Regions from separate parts of the Homo sapiens genome. Here all the other regions are linked to region 1. Evidence: chromatin contacts called from ENCODE Hi-C or POLR2A ChIA-PET data. All regions are on one chromosome and are shown on one strand. The core of a region is the stretch at or near the end of the contact, and the rest is flanking DNA. Distances in the headings are between cores, read along the strand shown. Region 1 holds the start of MIR22HG (MIR22 host gene). Region 2 holds the start of BHLHA9 (basic helix-loop-helix family member a9). Region 3 overlaps YWHAE (tyrosine 3-monooxygenase/tryptophan 5-monooxygenase activation protein epsilon). Region 4 holds the start of SMG6-AS1 (SMG6 antisense RNA 1). Region 5 overlaps SMG6 (SMG6 nonsense mediated mRNA decay factor). Region 6 holds the start of YWHAE (tyrosine 3-monooxygenase/tryptophan 5-monooxygenase activation protein epsilon).

The links. A loop is a pair of places that touch in the nucleus more often than their neighbours do. ChIA-PET counts read pairs that join two places held with the same protein, here RNA polymerase II (POLR2A). Pooled maps may share reads with other maps.
Region 2: a loop to region 1 is called in a map of heart right ventricle, with 4 times the contacts of the local background. The contact joins the promoter of BHLHA9 here to the promoter of MIR22HG in region 1. A Hi-C loop is called at or near these places in 3 of 168 maps with a recorded cell type or tissue (PC-9, chondrocyte and heart right ventricle), 1 of 37 single-sample maps with no recorded cell type and 11 of 50 pooled maps. POLR2A ChIA-PET finds 5 or more read pairs at or near these places in 3 of 52 experiments (MCF 10A, PC-9 and activated naive CD8-positive, alpha-beta T cell).
Region 3: a loop to region 1 is called in a pooled map, with 4 times the contacts of the local background. The contact joins the enhancer-like site here to the promoter of MIR22HG in region 1. A Hi-C loop is called at or near these places in 1 of 37 single-sample maps with no recorded cell type and 3 of 50 pooled maps. POLR2A ChIA-PET finds 5 or more read pairs at or near these places in 1 of 52 experiments (CD4-positive, alpha-beta T cell).
Region 4: a pooled map shows a loop between it and region 1 (19-fold over the local background). The contact joins the promoter of SMG6-AS1 here to the promoter of MIR22HG in region 1. A Hi-C loop is called at or near these places in 3 of 37 single-sample maps with no recorded cell type and 8 of 50 pooled maps. POLR2A ChIA-PET finds 5 or more read pairs at or near these places in 1 of 52 experiments (activated B cell).
Region 5: a pooled map shows a loop between it and region 1 (7-fold over the local background). The contact joins the enhancer-like site here to the promoter of MIR22HG in region 1. A Hi-C loop is called at or near these places in 3 of 37 single-sample maps with no recorded cell type and 3 of 50 pooled maps. POLR2A ChIA-PET finds 5 or more read pairs at or near these places in 1 of 52 experiments (Caco-2).
Region 6: a loop to region 1 is called in a pooled map, with 9 times the contacts of the local background. The contact joins the promoter of YWHAE here to the promoter of MIR22HG in region 1. A Hi-C loop is called at or near these places in 2 of 37 single-sample maps with no recorded cell type and 10 of 50 pooled maps. POLR2A ChIA-PET finds 5 or more read pairs at or near these places in 8 of 52 experiments (B cell, Caco-2, H1 and 5 more).

The regions. Positions count from the first base shown.
Region 1 is chr17:1,714,465-1,718,439 of GRCh38, reverse strand. MIR22HG (MIR22 host gene) reads left to right here and starts at 2,230. Exons shown (of 3, transcript NR_028505.2): 1 at 2,230-2,310. It also overlaps a transcript of WDR81 not described here. RefSeq lists an enhancer at 1,442-2,083.
Region 2 is chr17:1,269,081-1,272,633 of GRCh38, reverse strand. It overlaps BHLHA9 (basic helix-loop-helix family member a9), which reads right to left and starts at 2,190. Exons shown (of 1, transcript NM_001164405.2): 1 at 819-2,190. The coding sequence starts at 2,070. The coding sequence ends at 1,363. RefSeq lists enhancers at 1,038-1,788, 3,393-3,553.
Region 3 is chr17:1,364,278-1,368,365 of GRCh38, reverse strand. It overlaps YWHAE (tyrosine 3-monooxygenase/tryptophan 5-monooxygenase activation protein epsilon), which reads left to right. Exons shown (of 6, transcript NM_006761.5): 2 at 3,308-3,507. Among named protein-coding and RNA genes, the nearest start is that of YWHAE, 34 kb to the left of the region's middle. Within about 2 kb of position 2,730, at least 10 of the 41 ENCODE cell types and tissues checked have a DNase peak (open chromatin) inside an H3K27ac peak, as active enhancers do.
Region 4 is chr17:2,088,167-2,092,021 of GRCh38, reverse strand. It overlaps SMG6-AS1 (SMG6 antisense RNA 1), which reads right to left and starts at 2,284. Exons shown (of 2, transcript NR_199038.1): 1 at 2,253-2,284. All of the region lies in intron 13 of SMG6 (SMG6 nonsense mediated mRNA decay factor), which reads left to right. RefSeq lists enhancers at 2,153-2,232, 2,263-2,362, 2,383-2,482, 2,493-2,672.
Region 5 is chr17:2,136,684-2,140,274 of GRCh38, reverse strand. The region is part of intron 13 of SMG6 (SMG6 nonsense mediated mRNA decay factor); the gene reads left to right. Among named protein-coding and RNA genes, the nearest start is that of SMG6-AS1, 49 kb to the right of the region's middle. RefSeq lists enhancers at 1,057-1,256, 2,802-2,851 and a silencer at 1,677-1,876. Within about 2 kb of position 1,819, at least 15 of the 41 ENCODE cell types and tissues checked have a DNase peak (open chromatin) inside an H3K27ac peak, as active enhancers do.
Region 6 is chr17:1,398,073-1,402,066 of GRCh38, reverse strand. It overlaps YWHAE (tyrosine 3-monooxygenase/tryptophan 5-monooxygenase activation protein epsilon), which reads left to right and starts at 1,845. Exons shown (of 6, transcript NM_006761.5): 1 at 1,845-2,020. The coding sequence starts at 1,957. RefSeq lists enhancers at 1-404, 1,347-1,984, 1,985-2,622, 2,623-3,260.

The DNA of each region.
Region 1 (3,975 bases), core at 981-3,480:
GTTAGAAGTGGAGTGAATGCGGCCGGGCGCGGTGGCTCACACGCCTATAATCCTAGCACTTTGGGAGACCGAGGCGGGTGGATCACCTGAGGTGAGGAGTTCGAGACCAGCCTGGCCCACATGGCAAAACACCATCTCTACTAAAAATACAAAAATTAGCTGGGAGTGGTAGCGCACGCCTGTAATCCCAGCTACTCAGGAGGCTGAAGGAGGAGAATCGCTTGAACCCGGGAGGTGGAGGTTGCAGTGAGCCGAGATCGCGCCACTGCACTCCAGCCTGGGCAACAGAGCGAGACTCTGTCTCAAAAACAGAAAAAAAAAAAATAAATAAGGAGGTGGAGTAAATGGGCAAAAGCAGGAGGATCCCATCAGCAGACACCTGTCCATGGAGGAATAGGGCAACTTGAGTAGGAAGTAGGGGGCGGCTGGCCTGAGAAGCAGCGTTCTGAACCCCAAGTTTGCTTCCCATAGCCATTCCTCCTCCCCAGGCTTGGTCCTCGGGTTCACTGTACCCTCCCCAGCGCCAGCCACCATTCTGGACCTCCCCAGTACTGGCCTTCCCCTAGACCAGGGAGGGTCTAGACCACAGAGTCTGAATTTACTGTGCTAACAGGAAATACCTCTCTTTCCAAGCCCAGAGCCTCTGAAGAACTAAGGAGCAGAGCGGGGTTGGGGTTGGGGGAGACAGTCTTGGAGTGATGGGGGAAAAGAAAGATCATACAATCACATCCCCCACGTTCTTTCCTTCACCACCCATGGGAGTGGATAAGGGGATGGAGGAGGGTAAGCAAGGAGGAGGATGTGGTAACAGCTGATTCGTCCCCAGAGGTCACACTTTCCAACAATCAGCTGTTACTGGGGCGCAAGGCAGGAAGTTTCCTTAAAGGCGCAATGTCCTGAACGCAGGCTCAGAATTTTGGAGCTCCAAGTGAACCTTATCAATTACCTGATGGAGTGCGTATTTAACAGAAGGAAGGATCTCACCCTCCAGCCTCATCATTCCTGCTTAGTTACCCTCAGCCCCTATTTGGAGCTGAAGGAAAAGGCATGGATTTCAGTCCACATGTTCCTCTTTGGGGGACTTGCGGGGATTGATAAGGTAGGGCAGGTCTCCGGCTTGCCCCTTTAAAAACGCCGACCAGCAGCTTTTGCCAAGTCACTGGGTTCATTTCACTTTTTGCCCATCCCCCGCTCATCTAGACTCTGATTGGCCCCTGGGGAAGGAGCAGCCTGCTCATTGGTCTCCACCTTCGAATCTCTTCCCTAAGTAGGCCTGAGTCAGTGAAGAGCTTTGGAGGGCGGGACTGAATGGGGGTTAATCAGAGGATGCGATTGCTGACCCTTTGCACTTTGGCATGGCCCATCCCCTAATTTCTGACCAGAAGCCCTCCCTCTACCCTAAGGTGAGGACTGTGCTATGAATCTTTTGTTAGAAAGCTACCTCTTGGGAGGCTCTGGGGGCTCTTCTGGGACTGGGAAGAGACATCCAAGAAAAAAAGCCTCCTGTGGTTAGGAAGAGCCCCCAGGAGGAGTGGGCTGGGCGAGGCGAGCACCCTCCCTCCTCCAAAAACCCTGGAGAGCTCTCCAACGGCAGTCTCTGCTGCCCTGGGGGCTGACGCTCTGCCCACTCCTGCTCCTTGGTCCGCTCCACCTTTCCTTAAAGAGCTATAGCGTCCCGCAGAGGCCGGCGAGTCAGTTTGGGGAATGTCTAAAAGAAGCACTCACGACTCCAACAAGGAGGGGCTGTCGCCCTTTAAGGACTTCCCCGGGCTGGATTCCGAGCTCAGTTTAAAAATGCCAACTCACAGAGCGCGCTGGGTTCTGGGAACGACGGTGTCAGGCTGAGAACTACACGGACCAGCATGCATTGCAAACGCAGACGCCGTGGCTTTCGCCTGCTCTTTAGGACTCTCGTTTGACGTAGCGCTTTTCTAAGCGGGTCGCTGACGCGGAGGGCTGGGCCACACCTGTCCGTCTATTGGCCGGCTCCTCAGTGGGTGGGCGTGGCTTCGTGCAATTCCGCCCGGCAAAAGGGTGGCCTCCTTGCCAATCAGAGCCAGGGCGCCCGGAGAGGCGGGACCAGGGCGAGGCCCCGTCGGCCCCCGGGTGGGCGGGGCCACGTTGCCCAGCAGTGGGCGGTGATTGGCCCCGGGCCGTGCATTCGCAGCTCGTGCGTCACGACGCCGCCAGCTGATCGGAGCCTGGAGCCGGTGTGTGCTGGGTGCCGAGAAGAGACAGCGCCGCCGGCCGTGGGGAGCGGACGCAGTGATTTGCTCCCCCTCGTGCAGCAACCCCCACACCCAGCACCAGGTGGGTGTGAGCTGGCGACCCGGTCACGCAGCGGGGAGCCGCGGTAACGGGATGGAGGGTGAAAGTGGGGTCCGGGCGGCCACACCCAGCCCTTCCGGGAGGAGAAGGGGCGGCGGGGGCAGGGGCGCCTCGGGGAGAGGGGCCTGGACTGGCCGGGTTAGTGTGTCAGGAGCTACGAGGAAAGAGTCTGGGACGGGAGTCGTGGCGGAAGGGCTGGCGGAGTGGCGGGGGGCGGGGGGAGAGCCGAGGGGCCGGAGGGCCGGGGGCGGCTCACCCGGCGGCCCCCGGTCTGAGGATACAGGGGCCGGCCATCTAGCCTGGGGAGGGTCTGGACCCCCCGAGCGGGCGGCGAGGAGGTGCTTTGCCTCTGCCGGCGTTCACTGGGTCAGGGCCAGTTCAGCGCCCTGGCAGGGAAGGGGTCGCTGGGCGGGCCGGCCCCTCCTCTCGTTCTCTCCAGGGGATGTTATGTAAGGGGGGAGGGGAGAGGAGTAGGGGGCGGCGGTGCCGGGGCCTTATGCAACCCAAAGGTTAGGGTTTCACCGTGGTTGGGCGGGGGGAAGAGGGCAAGAGGAGGGCCTGGAAACTCTAACCCCCGCTCCCCAGACTAACTGGCCGTCTTGGGCCGAGAGAAGGTCACCTCTGCACCTCCCCCCAGCCTGTCCGATTGTGAGGCCCCTAGCCCAGGCCTGGCCCTGACTGCCTGGGAAGCCGGCTGGCTGGGTGGGGCGCCTGGGTTAGTCATCACTGGGCTGCCTCTCTCCCCACCTCTCGGCCAACTCTTGGCCCCTCCCCATGGCCTCCGGCGAGGCTGTCACCCCCACCTCCCTCCGGCCCTGGTTCCAGCCTCCAACTCCTTTGGCCTGTCATCCTGGCTGTCAGATTGGGCTAGGAGCTGTCAGAGTGCCAGAGGGTTGATGGAGCAGCTGGTCAGAGGGTCAGTGCCCTGGGCCCACCCCGCCCTGCAGCCAAGGGCACCTGCTTGGCACAGACTCTCAGCAGCTGCTGAGTCCTCTGGGTTGAACAGAGCTATCTCAGACAGAGGAAGGTCGGACGGAGTTGGACTGGTCACCCAGGGGAAGGAAGATACACAAAGTTCATGCCTCCCAAGAGGGTTTCGGAATTTGAACCGCACCCCGTATCCCCCAATCTTTCTTACCCTCTGAGTATAGAAATTCCAAGGCAAGACCGCCTTGGCCCCTCAGCCTGGCGTGGGCCATGCCCTTGGACTGAGTGTCAGCACGGACCCGCCCTCCCCAGCTCACATCCCCCGAGCCTGCCACGCCCCCAGCCCCCTCCCTGGGCCATGCTGCAGGGCCCGGCTTTTCCTGCTGATTCATGCGTTGGAACTGTGGGGGCGGGGCTTGGAACTTGGAACAAAGTTCAGACATGGAGGGGCCGGCAGACAGCCTGGAATTCATACCAGATGTACCCGGAATGCGCAAGCGGAATGCCTGGCATCTGAGAGTCCTGGGGAAGCTGCCCAGCCACCCTGCCCATACCTCCCTCCCCTCCAGCCTGTGGTCCCCTGCCCGCCCCTCACAGCCCCGGCCACCCTGCCGATACCTCCCTCCTCTCCAGCCTGTGGTCCCCTGTCCGCCCCTCACAGCCCCGGGGGCCTCTGCTGACCTTCTTTCAAACGCTAGGCCTCCTCCCTTCCTCACTCTT
Region 2 (3,553 bases), core at 941-3,440, 450 kb after region 1:
CGTGCTCTGGGAAACTCTCCCTGGGTTTACGCCTAATGGCGTTTCTCTAGCTTCTGTGGGATCCGCACTCTGAGCTAGCTGTGGGGAACCCTTCCCTCTCCTGTTGGCAAGAGCCCAGCGCTCCCCCAGCACCTCTGGGCTCTGGCCCAGCAGGCAGCCCTTGCAATATTAGACCCTTACCCTGAGCCGGGCCAGACACCAGCTCATCTCAGATGCAGGGCAGCTCTCTGGACAAAACTCTCGGGGCAGCTGGCTGTGTCTCTCACTAGCTCAGCAGGCTTGGCCTGAGGCCCCTCTGCCCTCACTCAACCCCCTCCCCAGAATCCTTCCTGGGTTCCAAGTCGGCCCCTCATTATGGGGGCCCTGGCCCACGGTTCCCTGGGAGCTCTTCCTGCCTGTCGCTCGGGGTACATGCACGCAGGACTTACCGGCCCCCAATCCTAGCCCTGCCCTTGGCCTCCTTCCCTGAGACCTGGCCAGAGTCCCCCTTCACTGTGGCTGCTTCCAGGCAGCTCTGCAGGGAGGTCCAGAGACGGGGCTGACCCCATCCTTAGACTCCCAGGCCCCGTGACCCCTCTCCTGATATCCTCTTCCACCCCAGGGGACTCAGGGAGGAGGGGTCTCTGGATGTCTCTTTCCTCCCCTTGGGCTCCCACAGTGCTCAGCCACACCTGGGGTCTTGCCATGAATGAGTTCCCCCAGGCGCCTACCTGTGGGCCTTAGGCCCCGCCCAGCATTCCAAGGAGAGCCCCCAGCCCTCAGGCGTTCCTGCCACCCTGGGCCACGGGGCCCACTGGAGTCGTGGTATCGGAGAGAAATGAGTTTTTCCTTTTATTTGGCTGCTGCCCCTGCCTGCCTCTCCCGGATCCTGCCTCTCCCGGATCAGGCTTGGGCAGCAGCGCAGGCAGGGAAGGGGACTCCGCACTCATGTGCCCACGAGACCACAGCAGGCCCCACCCGCATTCCCACGCTCCCACACCTCCTGCCTCAAAGCCCTCACTCTCCTAAAAGCATCGAGAACACACAGGGCTCGGAGGCGCAGGAGTGCGAAGGCGGCATTCCAAGACGAGTTCGAGTCCAAGATGAGTTCAGGATCCTGAGCCTTTCTGGCAACTGCCTCCCTAGGCTGGGATGTGGGGGCGCAGCCCCAGGCCCCGGAGCTCCTTCTCTCTGCCCCAGGCTGGGATGTGGGGGCGCAACCCCGGGTCCCGGAGCTCCTTCTCTCTGGCGAGCTCCTTCTCTTCCACGCCAGGTCTCAGCCGGTCCAGTTCTGCTCTGTCCAAGACGCCTTTGCAGTCCCGGGTTTTATAGTCCAGCTGCCAGCCCGGCCTCCCTGCAGCCCAGCCGGTGCCTCGAGGCCGGTCAGGAGCGCGGATGGCCCATCCCGGGGGCGGATCGCAGGTAGCCCCGCGGCCAGGGAGGCGGCCCGGCAGAGGAAGCCCCCGGACAGCGGCGCCAGCTTCCCCCGGAGGCCTGTGCTAGGCCCGGCCCCTCGGCCACCGCACTGGGCCGTGCCAGGGGCGCGTGCGGGGGGCACGAGGCGCAGCGGGGCGCGGACGGCACCGAGGGGCGGGCGGCGTCTGGGCGCGCGAGGCTGGGCCCTGCAGGCGGCGGGGGGCTGGCGCCTGTGTCCCCGGTGTCCCCGCGCGCGGCCGGGCCGTGGCACTCCAGGTGTCCGCAGGGCCCGCGGGGCGCGGGGCTGGCGCGCAGGACCAGGGAGAGCGCGGCGATGCGGTGGATGGCCCTGCGCAGCGTGGCGATCTTGGAGAGCCTCTTGCCGCCCAGGTCGTGCCGCAGCGCCCGGCGCAGCGCGTTGAAGGCCTCGTTGTAGTCTAGGATGCGCTTGCGCTCCCGCACGTTGGCGGCCATGCGCCGCGCCTTGGACCGCACCGGCCGCGCGCGCCTCCTGCCCGCCGGCTCCTCCGCCTCGCCCCGGCTGCAGGAAGCGCCGTTCGCCCCCAGCACCCCCGAATCGCCCCCGGGCTCGGGGCAGGGGCCCCCCAAGTCCTCCGCAGAGTCCTCGGCCCCCTTCCGCGCCGTGAGGCCTAGTCCTGGCGCGCCCCGCAGCATGGCCTTCCCGGGCACTCGCCCTCTGCCCCAGCCCCGGCCCTCTGCCCTCTGCCCTCTGCCCACTGCCTTGGCCCGGCTCGCGACGCGGACGGTCCCCGGCTCCTGGGGCTGGACACTCCCGAGACAGGCCCCTTCCAGCTGGGCTTTATGGCACCACGCGGCGCCCCGCCCTCCCGTCCATCCATCTCCCTCCTCCTGCTTTATTATCGGCCTCCAGGTAGGTCGGCGGGGGAGGAACCGAGGGGAAGAAGGAAAGCAAGGAGGGAAGCTTGCAGGTTCTTGTAAGCGGGGACCAGACGGGCAGCCCGGCCACGCTGCCCCGGGGACCTTGCCCTGCCTAGCTCTGGGGCCGCTGTGGGGTGTCTGGGTTCCACATTCTTCCTCCCCATTCCCAGATAAGGTGCTAAGTTTGGCTTCTAGCAGGAGAGCTGATAGGAATAAAAAGAGGCAGAGGGCCGGGCACTGGGGCTCACGCCTGTCATCCCAGCAGTTTGGGAGGCCGAGGCGGGCGGATCACTTGAGTTCAGGAGTTCGAGACCAGCCTGGCCAACAGAGTATATAAAACCCCGTCTACTAAAAACACAAAAATTAGCCGGGCGTGGTGGCAGGCGCCTGTAATCCCAGTTACTCGGGAGGCTGAGGCAGGAGAATGGCTTGAGCCCAGGAGCTGGAGGTTGCAGTGAGCCGAGATCGCACCACTGCACTCTAGCCTGGGAGACAGAACGAGACTCCGTCTCAGAAAAACAACAACAAAAACAACAACAAAACCTTGAAAGTTCTTGTCAAGTCCCGTGGGCAACCACAGAGATGTCACTGAGGAAAAGCATGAGTGTCCCGGCAGGACTCATATGGGAGGCGCAGGGCCCTGCAGGTAAAGCTGACCCAGAGCTTCCGGCTTTTTCAGCTATGGAGGGCGGCTGGCTGCAATTGGGGTTCGGGTTTTGGTTGGGCCTGACTCTCCCTCCACTGCCCTTTGACTCCCCTTCTGCAGGCAGAGCTGGGATGAGTCAGCAGCAGAGGGTGACGGGGAAGATCCCTTTGCAGCCCTGGGTCCACATCAGGGGCATCTTTGGGGTCCAGAGCCCTCGGGCAGCCCCATCTTGTGACACAGCCCTGCCAGGTTATGAACTCAATGAGCAGCCTCTGTCCTCTTCCCCCAGGGATTTGCATTTGAAAGAGGGTCTCAGAAAAAAGATGATGTTTATTCCCAAAGAAAGACCCCCAGTAGAATTTCCGGCATCCACAGCTGAGTTATTTGGAGCGCCTGAAGGCCACTCATTCCCAGTCACAATCCAAATGCCTCTAAGATGCCAAGGCCTATGGCATTGGAATGGGTGTGTGGTTCACATCCATCTCGCCAAAAGAGCATTGCCAATAACCCCATTATTTCAAACTGTGAATTTCTCCATAAAAGAAAATAATAAGGCATTAGGAAGCAGAGTGTATGTATTTACTTCTGTGATTGTCTGCCTTGCCCACTAGG
Region 3 (4,088 bases), core at 1,481-3,980, 350 kb after region 1:
TCGCTCTTGTTGCCCAGACTGGAGTACAGTGGCGCGATCTCCACTCAGTGCAACCTCCGCCTCCCGAGTTCAAGCAATTCTCTCGCCTCAGCCTCGAGTAGCTGGGATTACAGGCATGTGCCACCACGTCTGGCAAATTTTTTTGTATTTTTAGTTTCTCCATGCTGGTCAGGCTGGTCTCGATCTCCCGACCTCAGGTGATCTGCCTGCCTCGGCCTCCCAAAGTGTTGGGATTACAGGCGTGAGTCACCGTGCCTGGCCTAATTTTTATATTTTTAGTAGAGACGGGGTGTCACCATGTTGGCCAGGCTGGTCTTGAACTCCTGACCTCAGGTGATCCACCTGCCTCAGCCTCCCAAAGTGCTAAGATGACAGGTGTGAGCCACAGCACCCAACATGTCATCCTTCTTTAATGGTTCAGAATTGCATTTAAAAAATCAGCTTGAGGTGTACAGTTAAACGTGCCACTTTTACATGTACAATTCTGTGACCTGTCCTTTGCACAAAAGCCCCTCAGTTCACCTCTGTACCTTGATAACCATTTGCTTTCTGTCTTTTTAGTTTGTGTTTTTTGCAATTTGATATAAATGGAATGATAAAATCCTTTTAATCTGACTCTTTTCACTTAATATGATGTTTTTCAGATTCTTCCATATTGTTGCTTGTATCAGTTAATTATTTTTCTCCCCTCCCGTCTCCTCTTCTCTTTCTGGACACAGAGTCTCTCGCTTTGTCATCCAAGCTGGAGTACAGCGTTAGGATTATACAAAGTAATTGTGGTTTTTGCTGGCAAAATGCGCAATTACTTTTGTACCAACCTAATAGCTCACTGCAGGCCTGAATTCCTGGGGTCAAGCAGTTCTCTTGCCTTAATCTCCTGAGTAGTTGAGACCGCAGGCACACACCACCACACCCAGCTAATTTTTGTAGAGGCAGAGTCTCACCATGTTGCCCAGGTTGGTCTCAAACTACTGGGCTCAAGTAATCCTCCTGTCTTGGCCTCCCCAAATGCTGGGATTACAGATGTGAGCCACTGTGCATGGACAGTTAATTCTTTATTTTTGAGTGGTATCCCATCTTACATATGTGAACATCAGTGTGCTTATACATTTCCCCTCTGGATGCACATTTGAGGGGTTTCCACTTTTTGGCTATTATGAATAGAGTTGCTGTGAGTGAGTGTGTAAAAGTCTTTGTAAAGATTATTTTTCTTCTGGATGATGCATAGAATTGGGATTGCTGAGTCATATGGTACATGTTTATTAAAACATTGCCGAATATTTTTCGAAGAGACTTTACAAAATATGGCTTAATTTTTTTTATATTCCCGAAAGGATTAATTTTTGAAACATATTTTCCTGGATACATTAGGCACACTCCCCTTAATTTAATAGTGTTTTGGTTTTTGTTTTGTGTTTTTTTTTGAAACGGAGTCTCACTCTGTCACCCAGGCTGGAATGCAGTGGTGCAATCTCAGCTCACTGCAACCTCTGCCTCCCAGGTTCAAGCAGTTCTCCTGCCTCAGCCTTCCTGGTAGCTGGGATTACAAGCGTGCACCACCATGCCCAGCTAATTTTTGTATTTTTAGTAGAGACGGGTTTCACCATGTTGGCCAGGCTGGTCTCGAACTCCTGACCTCAGGCGATCCACCCACCTTGGCCTCCCAAAGTGCTGAGATTACAGGTGTGATCCACCGTGCCCGTCCAATTTAGTAGTGTTTTATGAAGTCACCATCTCTTTCATACCTATTAGTTAAGGTATGCTTATGCTTAGGGTGTTAATGAAAGCTAAGGATGCTTATTTAAATGCAGATTCTTTCTTTTGGTTTTTTTTGAGATGGAGTCTGCTCTGTTGCCCCAGGTGGCATACAGTGGGGCGATCTCAGTTGCAATCTCTGCCTCCTGGGTTCAAGCAATTCTGCTGCCTCAGCTTCCCAAGTAGCTGTAATTACAGGCGCGCACCACCAAACGCAGCTAATTTTTGTATTTTTAGTAGAGACCGTTTCACCACGTTGGCCAGGCTGGCCTTGAATTCGTGACCTCAAATGATCTGCCCACCTTGGCCTCCCACAGTTCTGGGATTATATGCATGAGCCACTACATCCAGCCTATTTTTATTTTTATTTTTATTTTATTTATTCTATTTTTTTTTTTTTGAGGTGGAGTCTCTGTTGCTGGGCTGGAGTGCAGCGGCATGATCTTGGCTCACTGCAATCTCCACCTTCTGGGTTCAAGCGATTCTCCTGTCTCAGTCTCTAGAGTACCTGGGACTACAGGCGTGCATCACCACGCCCAGCTAATTTTTGTATTTTTAGTAGAGACAGTGTTTCACCATGTTGGCCAGGATAGTCTTTATCTCTTGACCTGGTGATGTGCCACCTCGGCCTGCCAAAGTGCTGGGATTTACAGGCATGAGCCACTGTGCCCAGCCTCTGTTTTTATTTTTTAGAGACAGGGTCTCGAACTCCTGAGCTCGAGTGATTCTCCTGCCTCAGCTCTCAAAGTGCTAGGGGTATGAGCCACTTACTCCTGGCCCTAAAATGCAGATTCTTGAGTCTCATCACCAAAGATTGAAACGTGGGTAATGTTGGAGAGCCACATGGTAATATGGCATCAAAAATAAGTTTTTATTAATGTATTTATTCAGTTACTATTTCTTGTGCTGTTTGTGGCGCTTTGCATTCACACGCCGTTGTGTTTCCCTATGCTTGCGGTAGATGCCAAGGCTTTTCTGGGCCCCTTTCTTTGCTCGCCACCTAGTGGTAACAAGTAGGAATCATCAGAAGTTTTACCAATGAAGGAGCTTCATACGAGGAAGGATAGAAAACATCCAAAGTCTGTTGGTGGCCAACCATATACTCCGTATATTTTTGCTGTATGAACAAATTCCCCTTCCTTTTGTATTTTTGGAAATACTATTTATTTGTGAGACAATACATTTTAGAACCTGTAAATTCTTAATCTTTCTCTTAAACTGACAGCTCATTTTTTTTTGCTGGAAAATAGTTAGGTGTGCCTAATTACCTTATTTAATGAGAGGTGCTTTCAGACCACACTAAATTATATTAGATAGTATATGAAGTCTTTCTCACTCCACCTAACTACCTTCTGGAGTCTTTGTATTGGCTCTTAGTTTGGTTTCCTTTACATGTTTTTGGCTTTTTACTCATATTAGTTTTGATGATTATGAAATTATTTTTGTTAAAATGTTTTTTTCGCAGTAGCTTGACAGAAAAAAACTACTTTGAAAGGAATATGTTAAGAAAACTTCAAATTTGTAAGGTCTGACTTTTCCTTTTCCCATACAGAAATGGTGGAGTCAATGAAGAAAGTAGCAGGGATGGATGTGGAGCTGACAGTTGAAGAAAGAAACCTCCTATCTGTTGCATATAAGAATGTGATTGGAGCTAGAAGAGCCTCCTGGAGAATAATCAGCAGCATTGAACAGAAAGAAGAAAACAAGGGAGGAGAAGACAAGCTAAAAATGATTCGGGAATATCGGCAAATGGTGAGATTGTTGTGCCATCATCCCCCCTTATCCACAGTTTGAGTTACCTGTAGGACGGTACACTTAAGATTTTGAGAGAAAAGGAGACTACATTCATATAACTTGTATTACAGTATGTTATAATGTTTCTGATATTGATCTTTGTGCCTGGTTTATAAGTTAAACTTACCCGTGGCTATGCATGAGGACAAAACATAGTCTGTATCAGGTTTGGTATTTTCCATGGTTTCATCACATCCACTGGCAGGTCTCAATGGATCCCTCTTGGATAAGGGGGAACTATTGTATTTTCAAGCAAAATGATGACTGTTTTTTAAAAAAATATGGTGGGTTGGCCAGGCGCGGTGGCTCAGGCCTGTAATCCCAGCACTTTGGGAGGCTGAGGTGGGCGGATCACGAGGTCAGGAGATCGAGACCATCCTGGCTAACATGGTGAAACCCCGTCTCTACTAAAAATACAAAACATTAGCTGGGCGTGGTGGCGGGAGCCTGTGGTCCCAGCTACTCGGGAGGCTGAGGCAGGAGAATGGTGTGAATCCGGGAGGCGGAGCTTGCGGTGAGCCGAGATCGCACTGCTGCAC
Region 4 (3,855 bases), core at 1,035-3,534, 370 kb before region 1:
CTGAGCAAGACTCTGTCTCAAAAAAAAAAAAAGAAAAAGGGGCCAGGCGCAGTGGCTCACGCCTGTAATCCCAGCACTTTGGTTGGCCAAGGCGGGCGGATCACGAGGTCAGGAGATCAAGACCGTCCTGGCTAACACGGTGAAACCTCGTCTCTACTAAAAAAAAACACACACACACACAAAATTAGCTGGGCGTGGTGGCGGGTGCCTGTAGTCCCAGCTACTCGGGAGGCTGAGGTAGGAGAATGGCGTGAACGCGGGAGGCAGAGCTTGCAGTGAGCCGAGATCGCACCACTGCACTCCAGCCTGGGCAACAGAGCGAGACTCTCTCTCAAAAAAAAAAAAAAAGCAAAAAGACTGAGAAAGTAGCCTGTACTTAACGCTTTACATAGAAAGAGGCCCAGCTATAGCAGGGGTAGGGAAAGAGTGAAATACTGTTTGAATTGATCCCTTGGACAGTATGCTCCGAGGTTGTCAGGAGATGCATCTGGTCCAAGGATGTGTGCTTTTTCTCACTCTGTCCCCCTTATCATTCAGCCCCTGCACAGGTTCTTTCTTTCCCTCCTCTCTGACCCATGAGCCTCTTTCTCAATTTCATACCAACTTCTTCTGACTCAAGTAGGCTGTGAATGTCTGTCTCCCCATCCTAAGCTACTGCCTGTGTCTTCAGACTGACTGTGCATCCTTGTGGCCAGTTTCGCTCCTGCCTTCTGGAGTCTGCTTCCTGCCAGGAGGCCCCTCCCCCTAGGAATGTGAATAAACCATTTCCTCTGTCCTCCCAGCTCCAGAGGATTCCCTGTGTGGTATTTTTTATTTCTTGTGTCTGAACTTCCATTGGCAGACCCCTTCGTAGGCTGGCCCACCCTTGGCTGCTACAGAATTGAGCTTCCCACCCTTCAGTTTCCTCTGAGGGTGAGTAGTGCATAACTAGAGGTTCCCAGTTTGTGAAAACACATTAGTCTGAGTTAAATTTCTTGTGGCCAATCCTGGAGGTTTGGCTCATTAAAGATGATAATTAACCCATTGCTAATTGACCTCAGAAGCCAGCCAAGCAGCCTGTATTTTACCAGCCTTGGTGTTGGATTTGTAGGCTATTTTAAGGTTTCTTAATAATCTCAGAAAGACTTCATGTTCCTGTCTGCATCTTATTTGCTCTAAGGACATTCTGTAAAATTAACAAGCTATAAAGTTTGATTGAAGGTTTCAACAAATGTGAGAATAATTGGCTCCATTTAGAGAAACAAGAAAAACAACCTGTAAACTTGAGTTTGTGGGGGGAAACCCGTGTGATTGTTCTCTTTAACCAGAGGAGCAGTAGCAAGCTGGACTGTTAAGACTAGAAAAAAGAACTGGCTGATAGTACAAGTTTAAACTCCGATTTCTCCAAACCAAAAATTCAGAAAAAGAAATTTTGCAAAATGACTAGTAACCATGGTTGTGCCTTCCAAGAAGCCTGTTTGGAGAAAACGGGGACCAGGTAACGATAGAGCGAGTCCCTCACTCCCTAGAGCTTGCATCCAGGGTCCTGGCTCTCCAGCCCTTCCTCATATTCCCTGGCTAGATTTGGAGGTTTTCTCCCTTCCCCGGGGCTGCCCTGAGGTGTTAAGTCTTGCAACTCAGAGCACATGAGTATGTGATACCTGGTGCTTAGTTCCCGTTCTCTCTTACCCTCCCTACCTTCATAAAGCAGCATATAGCTCGTTTTCTCTCCCCAACCCCCCTCCCCCGCCGGGCATCTCTACCCACACTGTGCTTGTTCCCTACCGAGTGGCTGTGAAGAGTCACCAGTTTTCAGAGAACACCATTTTTTCTTCTTTCCTTTTTTTTTTTTTTTTTTTTGAGACAGAGTCTCGCCTTGTTGCCTGGGCTGGAGTGCGGTGGTGCAATCTCGGCTCACTGCAACCTCCACCTCCCAGATTCAAGCGATTCTCCTGCCTCAGCCTCCCTAGTAGCTGGGACTACCACATGTACTACCACACCCGGCTGATTTTTGTATTTTTAGTAGAGATGGGGTTTCACCATGTTGTCCAGGCTGGTCTTGAACTCCTGACCTCAGGTGATCTGCCCACCTTGGCCTCCCAAAGTGCTGACATGACATTCGTGAGCTACCGTGCCCAGTCAAGAAACACCATTTTTCTTTACTTCTCCACCTCTCCACCTTAAATACCCCAGAACAGTAACCCAGTCTACTCTCTTGACCTAGAGGTTTTCTCCTTTGTTCCTCGCTCCCCTTGGCTCCAGCCCCTACTTACCCGATGCTTACATTATCTCTCTCTAAGGAACTGAGCCTAGGAGAGAACAGCCTCCGGTATCGCCTCTCCACATCTCACTTTCAGTTTTCCTTTCTGCTTGGTTCTTTGCGTGTGGACTTGATTAGAGTGATAACTGGAGCCCTAAAGCTAAAGGTTTCAGTTCCTGCTGCAGTGGTAAGCTGCCTCCGACAATCTTCAGGGGAAGGGAAAGGGGCTTTCTTTCAGCTCTTCCCTGACCTAAAGCCCCAGTTTTCTTTCCCAAGCTGATTGAAATGATTTGTATGTGATATTTTGTCAATTAACTTGGGAATTCTTGACAATCGCCTACACAGTGCATCTCCCTCCAGAAGGGTCAGGACTGTGACTGAGAAGGTACACCGCAGAGGAGAGGTCCGTAGGCTCCCCAGGGTGTTCCCTGGCTGGCGGCCCTTTTAGTCGCCTCTATCCCCAGTCCAGCCCCACGTGCTAATGTAGCCCAGGAAGGGAGCCTCTCCCGCCCAGCTCTTTCTCCTCTGGAGGATCCAGAGTTTGCCCCCAGAGCTGCGATATACATGCCACTTACATTCTCTGGTTTTCATTGATATAGAGTGGAAAAATGTGCTCACGAGCAGAGTTAACTGTGGGGATGATGTCACAGACTTCATCTGGAGTCCTTCCTCTCCAAGCAGGGAGTCCAGCTTTAACCCCTCTCCTACCAGGAAGTCCTCCTAGACCAAGCAAAGATCATCTTGGAATTGGCTTTTTGTCAGTGGTTTGAAAGGCTTCTTTCATTATGAAGTCTCTTATTAACTGTATTTAAACTGTCTTGTGTTGCTTTTTCCCTGACTCAAGTGCTGGAGGCTTTGTCTAGGAGAATATTCCCGTAAGTCTCCTACAGAACTCCAGCATCAAGAGAGCGGTGGTCCTCTCCCCAGTGGGCTTATTCCCCCCAAGTTAAGACAGAATGCTTTTGCAGACAGGCCAGTGAGCTACAGACAGAAGGTTTCTCTGTGCCTCTGGGCAAGCCCTGGACATTCTGCCTCTCAGTTTCTCCATCTACTAAAGAGCTCAGACTGTGCACTTCTCACTCCCACAGTACACTTTACACAGCTTTGACCATCCTCCCTGCTGCTTGGATTGCAAAGGACAGGGTACTCTTCCAAAAGACAGACAACCTTTCTCTCTCCAAACAGGTAGAATCCTTTCCAGGCCTGTTAACACCAGGTCAGAGACCCCAGTAGATCACAGCCTTTTGCATATCAGCCAGCAGTTGTCCTTGTCCTAGAGAAGGAACTAATAGCTATGACAGACACAATCCCCAAGGAAACCAATTTCCTTCTAAATGGGGCGGAAATGAAAACTGGGAGAGGGCTACTCCTCGTTGCTTGTGTCCATGGAATAGGCAATTCCCACAGACCCTGTAAGGAAGTGCTGCAGGTGGCCTCAGGATGTCCACATCCCTGGGTCCTGCTGTGCCCTGGAAATCCCCATCTCCAGGAGTCCCACATCCACACATGTGGCTTTTCTCCCTGTCGGCCAGAAACCATGCTTTCTTAGCCACGCAGCATACCATGTAGCCCGTGCTCTAGCAGCAGCAACACTCCTGCCCGCCTGTCTGTGCATG
Region 5 (3,591 bases), core at 570-3,069, 420 kb before region 1:
CTTAGGCAGCATGGCAAAACCCCATCTCTACTAAAAGTACAAAAACTAGTTGGGCATGGTTGCACATGCCTGTGGTCCCAGCTACTTGGGAGTTTGAGGTGGGAGGATCACTGGAGCCTGGGAGGCGGAGGTTGCAGTGAGCCGAGGTCTCACTACTGCACTCCAGCATGGGTGACAGAGTGAGACCCTGTCTCAAAAATAAAGTGCCCCTTAACAGTTTAAAAAAAATTAGTTAACAGGCAGTTTCCCAGCTGGGCGTGGTGGCTCACGCCTGTAATCCCAGCACTTTGGGAGGCTGAGGTGGGAGGATCACATGAGCTCAGGAATTCGAGAGCAGCCTGGGCAACATGGTGAAATCCCATCTCTACTAAAAATACAAAAATTAGCCGGGTATGGTGGCATGCGCCTGTAATCCCAGCTACTTGGGAGGCTGAGGCAGGAGAATCGCTCAAACTCAGGAGGTAGAGGTGACAGTGAGCCAAGATCACACCACTGCACTCCAGCCTGGGTGACAGAGCGAAACTCCATCTCAAAAAAAAAATTTGTTTGTTAAATGTCTTGGCACAGTGGCTCACACCTGTAGTCCCAGCACTTTGGGAACCAAGGCAGACAGATCACTTGCGGTCAGGAGTTCAAGACCAGCCTGGCCAACATGGCGAAACCCCGTCTCTACTAAAAATACAAAATTAGCCAGGCATGGTGGCGCACGCCTGTGATCCCAGCTCCTTGGGAAGTTGAGGCTGGAGAATCGCTTGATGCCGGGAGGCCAAGGGTGCAGTGAGCTGAGATCGCGCCACTGCACTCCAGCCTGGGTGACAGAGTGAGACTCCATCTCAAAAAAAAAAAAAAGAAAAAAGCAGGCACTTTTCCATAAGTTTCACACGGTCTTATAGTACTAGAACCCTGAGCTCTTGATTGTCAGTCTGGCGTGCTTTCCATCTCTTAGGCTGTTTGGTGAAATAGGCCTCACTGTTTGGTTTGGTGTCTCCCAGAAGAGAAAAATCTGGTTCCTTGGCATTTATTTTACCTACCCCATTTGGGGGCTGTTTCTTCTGCCTTTTCTTGCACAACTTCCCCATTGTTAGATGCCTCTGTAGTCACTCCCAATACCCTGGAAACATCTCCCTTTTTTAGGGTTTAACAGACTTCACCTGTATAGTTACTGTCTTTTAATATGACTTTCGTCCTCTTATGCTTGAAACCTAGAAGAGGAGCTGGCTTGTTCTGCTGGCCTTGAGCCAGATGTCATAACTTCAGGCAGTGCCACGCTACACATCTCCAGCAGTTTGGAATGGAGAACAGAGTTAGAGATAAGATCAGCAGCTTTAGGTGATGGCTTTGTTTCAAATAAACCATGCATGACCCAAGCCTCCACTTCAAATGGGGAATGAAATTGCTTTATCCTTTGACAGCTTGCTCTATGAAATACATTTATCTTCACTTAATTGCTTTAGATCCCAAGAGGCTACATACAGTAATTTCTAGGAGATAATTATATCAAATTTTAAAAATATGTGACTGTGGACATGAATATGTAACTGCAGTGGACAGGGAGGGAGAGAGGTGGGGGAAACCAAAAGTCCTGCTGACCTTGCTGGTAAGTTTCCATTCTTATTCTTAGAGTTTCCTTGGGTCATAGACCACTTACTCTCTGAATCTGCTGATTCATATGTGGGGTCCTTTGTACCCCATGCTGCTAGGGTTAAAGCATCTGGTCTACTACTCCTGTAGCTGGATAGTGTTTTGCTCAGTCTCCTCCTGAAACTGGGAGGGGTCAGGCTGGTGGCTGACTTCCGGTTATATGTCTTCATTTAGTCTGGCTGGGCACAGTCTGTCTACACTGTAGGCCACAGCCACTGGGGGTTCTGGTTAGTGGCAGCTGAGAACCAGCAAACTTGTTGATTTTAAAACATGACTATTTAGATGTCAGGGATAAACTTCCTGTAGATGGGGGACAGGCTTCTTTATCTTGGAGTGTTTGAGTATCCAGTTCTCATTTCCCTAACCTTTACATTTGAAAAAATCTAAAGCTTTCACTGTCATTTTCACTAATCCCAGCCACTGCCTACCTTTACCGTATATTTTTTTTCTTCTTTCTGAAATTCCAGGGTGTTTTTTTTTTCCTGCCTCCTACTAAATAACTGTATTTCCATGTTGTGATATAACAACACCAAAGGCATTTTCCAGGTGTGGACACAGTTCTGGGCCATCGCTCAGCTCTTTCTGTCTGCATCTGCCTTTAAGACTACACACTGGACAATTCGATTGTGAGCTCCGTGATACTACTCTCCAACCGCCATCCCCAAGTGTCTAGTGTGGTGCTCATGTCTTATGAGGGCTGTGTGAGGAAGAGCCAGTGAGGCCTAGCTGAATGACATGGTTGACAGGCACTCCTGCTGTAAAGACAAGGAAGATCTGACTTGGAGATACAGAGGACATTTGGATTCTGTACTAAGGTCCATGAATATCTAAGCCAGCTTGCGGGTGGGGGATGTGCCAAAACCAATCAAGGTGGGCTGACTGAATCAGAGAATCTATAGAGCCAAAGACTTTCAATTCCCATCAAGTTCTCTCAAGACCTAGTCCCATGGCGCTTTCTGCTTGCTGGGGTCATTCTCCAGGTGTCTTTTATCCCTTCATTCTCACTTAATCAGGGTCAGCCACACTCCTCAGTTCACTGAGAGGGAAGTGTTGCCTTTTCTTTTAAACTCCTCCCCGAGAACCCTGACAGCTGTGATGAGTAAGCCCATTTGCATGTGAAAGGTCCTGCTGGCGTGCCTGTAAGCGAATCTGCAGCGAGTACTGTCACACCATTTCTTGGAGTCACATCAAGGAGTTTTTTAAGGAATGACACTTTGGCTCACATCGAAAACATGAGCACCTGAATAGCAGCCTGTGGGGGTCATCAAGGTTAGGGTGTTTGTTCTAGTGTGTTTCTTTTGAGCTGGAAAAACATTTCTCCGTATATCACCACTTTTGGTACTCCCTTCTGGAGAGTTGCTTTTCTCCTGTCTACCTATTAGTGTGGTAGTAGTAACCTGTACCAAGAAGCGTTCCGTGGTTAGTAACCTGCATTCAAACCATTTCTTTTAGCTGGATCCTTTTTTTGAGTCAGGGTCTCACTCTGTCACCCAGGCTGGAGTGCAGCGGCGGGATCTGCGCTCACTGCAACCTCCACCTCCTGGGTTCAAGTAGCGATCCTCCTACCTCAGCCTCCAAGGTAGCTGGGACTACAGGCGTGTGCCACCATGCCCAGCTAATTTTTTTATTTTATTTTTTTGTAAAGAAGAGGTCTCACCATGTTGCCCAGCCTGTTCTTGAACTCCTGGCTCAAGCAATTCTCCTGCCTCGGCCTCCCAAAGTGCTGAAATTACAAGCGTGAGCCATCATGCCTGACCTTAATTTGATCTTTCAGGAGCAGAACATGCCTGTTTTTTCTTGTGTTTTATTTAATAAAAAGAACATACTAAACTTATGTAAGGACTTACCAAGAAGGATAATTGAAATTCTGGTGTCTTTAGACAAAAAAGCTAAAAAAAAAAAAAGGAAAAAAAGGTGAGGCCTTTTCAGGGATTGAATCGTCTTTGGTGC
Region 6 (3,994 bases), core at 596-3,095, 320 kb after region 1:
TGGGAGGCCGAGGTGGGCAGATCACGAGGTCAGGAGATCGAGGCCACCCTGGCTAACATGGTGAAACCCCGTCTCTATTAAAAATACAAAAAATTGGCCGGGTGTGGTGGCATGTGCCCGTAGTCTCAGCTACTTGGGAGGCTGAAGCAGGAGAATTGCTTCAACCCGGGAGGTGGAGGTTGCAGTGAGCCGAGATCACGACACTGCACTCCAGCCTGGGCAACAGAGCGAGATGCCGACTCAAATAAAAAAAAAAAAAAACGTTTTTATAGACATGGAGTCTCGCTATGTTGCCCAGGCTGGGCTCAAGTCATCCTTCCGCATGGGCCTCCCAAGCGCCAGAAGCTGAAGCAATGTTCACTGAGTTATTCCTGCCTCCACAATCTTTATTTGATCTTGGTCCAACTCTTCTGTACCATGTACTCCACACCACCCTCATCTAACAAATTCCCTGCTCCTATTCATAGTGGGCCTAGGGAGGGAAAAAGGTTAAACAGGAGAAGACAAAGATCAGTGTGAGGGGAAAGTTGAGGCGTGAAAACTGGAGCTCCCCTGTCCCTGACAACTGTAACAGGGCCCAGTTCGTTTTTTTTCTTTTTCTTTGTTTTGAGACAGAGTTGTGCTCTTGTTGCCCAGGCTGGAGTGCAATGGTGTGCTCTCGGTTCACTGCACCCTCCCACTCCCGGGTTCAAGCGATTCTCCTGCCTCAGCCTCTGGAGTAGCTGGGATTACAGGCATGCACCACCACGCCCAGCTAATTTTTGTATATATATATAATTTTTCTTTTGAAACACAGTCTCACACTGTCGCCTGGGCTGGAGTGCAATGGGAGGATCTCGGCTCACTGTAACCTCCGCCTCCCGGGTTCAAGAGATTCTCCTGCCTCAGCCTCCTGAGTAGCTGGGATGACAGGCATGCACCACCATGCCAAGCTAATTTTTTGTATTTTTAGTAGAGACGGGGTTTCACTATATTGGCCAGGCTGGTCTCGAACTCCTGACCTTGTGATCCTCCCGCCTTGGCCTCCCAAAGTGCTGGGATGACAGGCATGAGCCGCCGCGCCCGGCCAGGGCCCGGTTCGTTACCCTGAGTCTAAAAGTGTCTGAAAAAGGCCCATGACCAGGCTTGGCCGAGAAAACTAGGACGTGGGCTGGGCGCGGTGGCTCACCCCTGGAATCCCAGCGCTTTGGGAGGCCGAGGGGGGGCGGATCATCTGAGGTCGGGAGTTCGAGACCAGCCTGGCCAACATGGTGAAACCCCATCTCTATTAAAAATACAAAAGCTGGGGGTGGTGGCGGGGGCCTGAAATCCCAGCTACTCGAGAGGCTGAGGCAGCAGAATCACTTGAACCCGGGAAGGCGGACGTTGTGGTAACCCGAGATCGCACCACTGCACTCCAGCCTGGGGAACAAGAGGGAAACTCCGTCTCAAAAAGAAAAAAGAAAAAAGAAAAAAGAAAAGAAAACCAGGGCGCGGTAGTGACAGCCTCAGATTTCGGGAAAGAAGACCTGCCATGACAGAAACCGTTACAGCCTCCGTCGTTCTTTTCCGCAGGTCGGGCCTCGGGCCCCGGTCTGACCCAGGTCTCTCGCTGGCTTTTTTCAGGAGCAGTCCCGGCCGGCCCCGCCTCAGCCCTTCTCGTTCCCCGGGGGCCGCTCCCTTTCGGCAGTCGCAGTTCCCGCCTCTGGGCTCCGGCGCCCGCTGAGCCGACAGAGGAGAGGCGTCTCGTGCGCTCGTTCCAGCCGCTTCGGGCGCCGAGTTCCAGGACCCGCCCCCCGCGCCAGTTGCCAGGGAGCGGTTGCCATAGAGCTGAGCAGTTGTCCGCGTGCGCAGGCGGAAGTCCCGGATTGAGGCGCCGCCATTTTTGCTGCCCGGACGCGGAGCGAGAGGCTGAGAGAGTCGGAGACACTATCCGCTTCCATCCGTCGCGCAGACCCTGCCGGAGCCGCTGCCGCTATGGATGATCGAGAGGATCTGGTGTACCAGGCGAAGCTGGCCGAGCAGGCTGAGCGATACGACGGTGAGTTGGGGGGGCAACGGGGGGCTGGAATTCTCGGACCCTCTGCCGCCGCCCACAGAGGCCGGGAACAGGAGACAAAATGGCGGCATCGTCTGCGAGCCTGGCCCGGGGGCTTGGGTTCGGGAAGCAGGAAATGGCCTGGGAGCTCCCGGGGCGATGGGAGGCTCTATGCCCTGGAATGTGACCCCTTCGCCGTCCTTAACTGCAAACAACTCGCGGGCCGGGAGGCCGGGGCGACGGGGTGGAGGAGTTGGTTGTAAAATGGCGGCTGGGGGGAGGGCGAGTCCCGGGGCGGGGGAGGGGGAGGAGATGGCGGGTGCTGTCTCCGAACGAGCCACCCTCATGGGAGCTTCTGGGACGGCCTTGGGATGTGGAGAACAATTGGGTGGGGTGACGGGGGAAGCAGCACCCGCCACATGGGAGAGAGCGAAGACCGGGAGCTGTAGCGCGGGCGCCTTTCAGGGAAATATGGCGGGTGGGGGCGGTGGCTTTTCCCCGGAGGCCCCGTGTGGGGCGGCGGCCGTGGAGTCTCACAAAGGAGGACCTTTGAGAGCGATGGGCTTCCTCAGGCCTGAGGTGGGGGACAGTCGTGGATGATGGTGGGGGGAGAGGGGTGAGTGGGAATCACTGCAGTTCGTCTTCGGGCGGTGGCAGGCTCCCATGCTGCGATCGGGTTTCTTTCCCGTAGGCCGGCACCTCGTAGTGAGGGGTTTCGGGGCTTTTCCTCCTCGTCGTCTTCTGGGGAGGCCCAGAAAATCCTCACTCCCTCCCTTTCCTCAGACTTAAAACAGGAGATCTCGAAGTTCCTGTAACCTTTCTCTGGCTCCATCACCCGTGGGTTCTGATGGATAGAACCAGGAGGCCACGACTCTGAGAGTTCGAGCCTTTGTAGAGCCCGAGCCTCCGTCCCCCCGTTTGTAAAAACGATGACTTTACAGTTTGTGCGCACCGTGATGACAAATGGGAAGACCTGTTGAAATAAAGTTATTTCCAATAGTGTTCAGTAACTGTATTTTGGTTGACTCTGCAGGCTCGGAATGCTGGTCTGTACTTCGTGGGGGATCTTAACCTATTCCAGGCGCTCGGCTGAGGCTGGGTTTTTTGAGTTATGAAGGTTGAAGATCCTGTTGCTTTCTTTTTTTCCGTTTTAAATAAATGGGTTTATGTAGAAATATTAGTAGGTCCTCTTTGTTCGTTGTTCTTTTGCCCCTAATGGGTTCTCCAGTCCTTTTTCAGAACTTCATCGAATGTCCATTGTGTCTGTCCAGTCATTGTCAGGAAGTTTATTCTTAATCCTCTCTCCCAGTCCACCTTTTGGACCACCTTTTGAAATACCCACACATTTATAATTGTGCGATACTGTAGTATTAAACGAAAGGTCATGTCTGTGGGTCCTGTGGTTTTAATGCTTTTGCGTGGTAGGGTGGGGTGAGACATGGTTGGAATCAAGTATCTTTGATTCTTAGATTTTTTTCCTAATTAAAATACCTATATTTCAAAATGTTAGGGCCCTTGCTTTCCTCGAAATGCGGATTTAGTCATGTGAATAACCTCAGGGTTAGTCCCCCTTATCATCAGAAATAAGATTCAGGGATTTGAAAATAAGACAAGGCCTCTAGAACTCATATTTAGGAAATATAGTGAACTAAATTTCGTCTTGTAAATTCTTAAATTGCTATTTGTATTCAACAAGGTTCCTGTTGGGGGGGGGGATAAGATGGGGAAGTACAGCTCAAGGTCTGCTTTGTCTTTATTTCAGTGTTTAAAAATCAAAGAGATATGAATGTGCTTGTATTGGAAGTCTCCTCCTCCGCCCCCTCATCTCCAGATGTTCCCCTCTTAATCTGTTAGTGTTCTTGGGAGGAAACAAATTGTACTTGAATGCTTTCTATTTTGTGGGTATTGGGGCTTTTTAAGTAAACTTGCTGTGATAACTAGAAAGGATGTGAGGAAAGGTCTTTTTCTTTTTGAAAG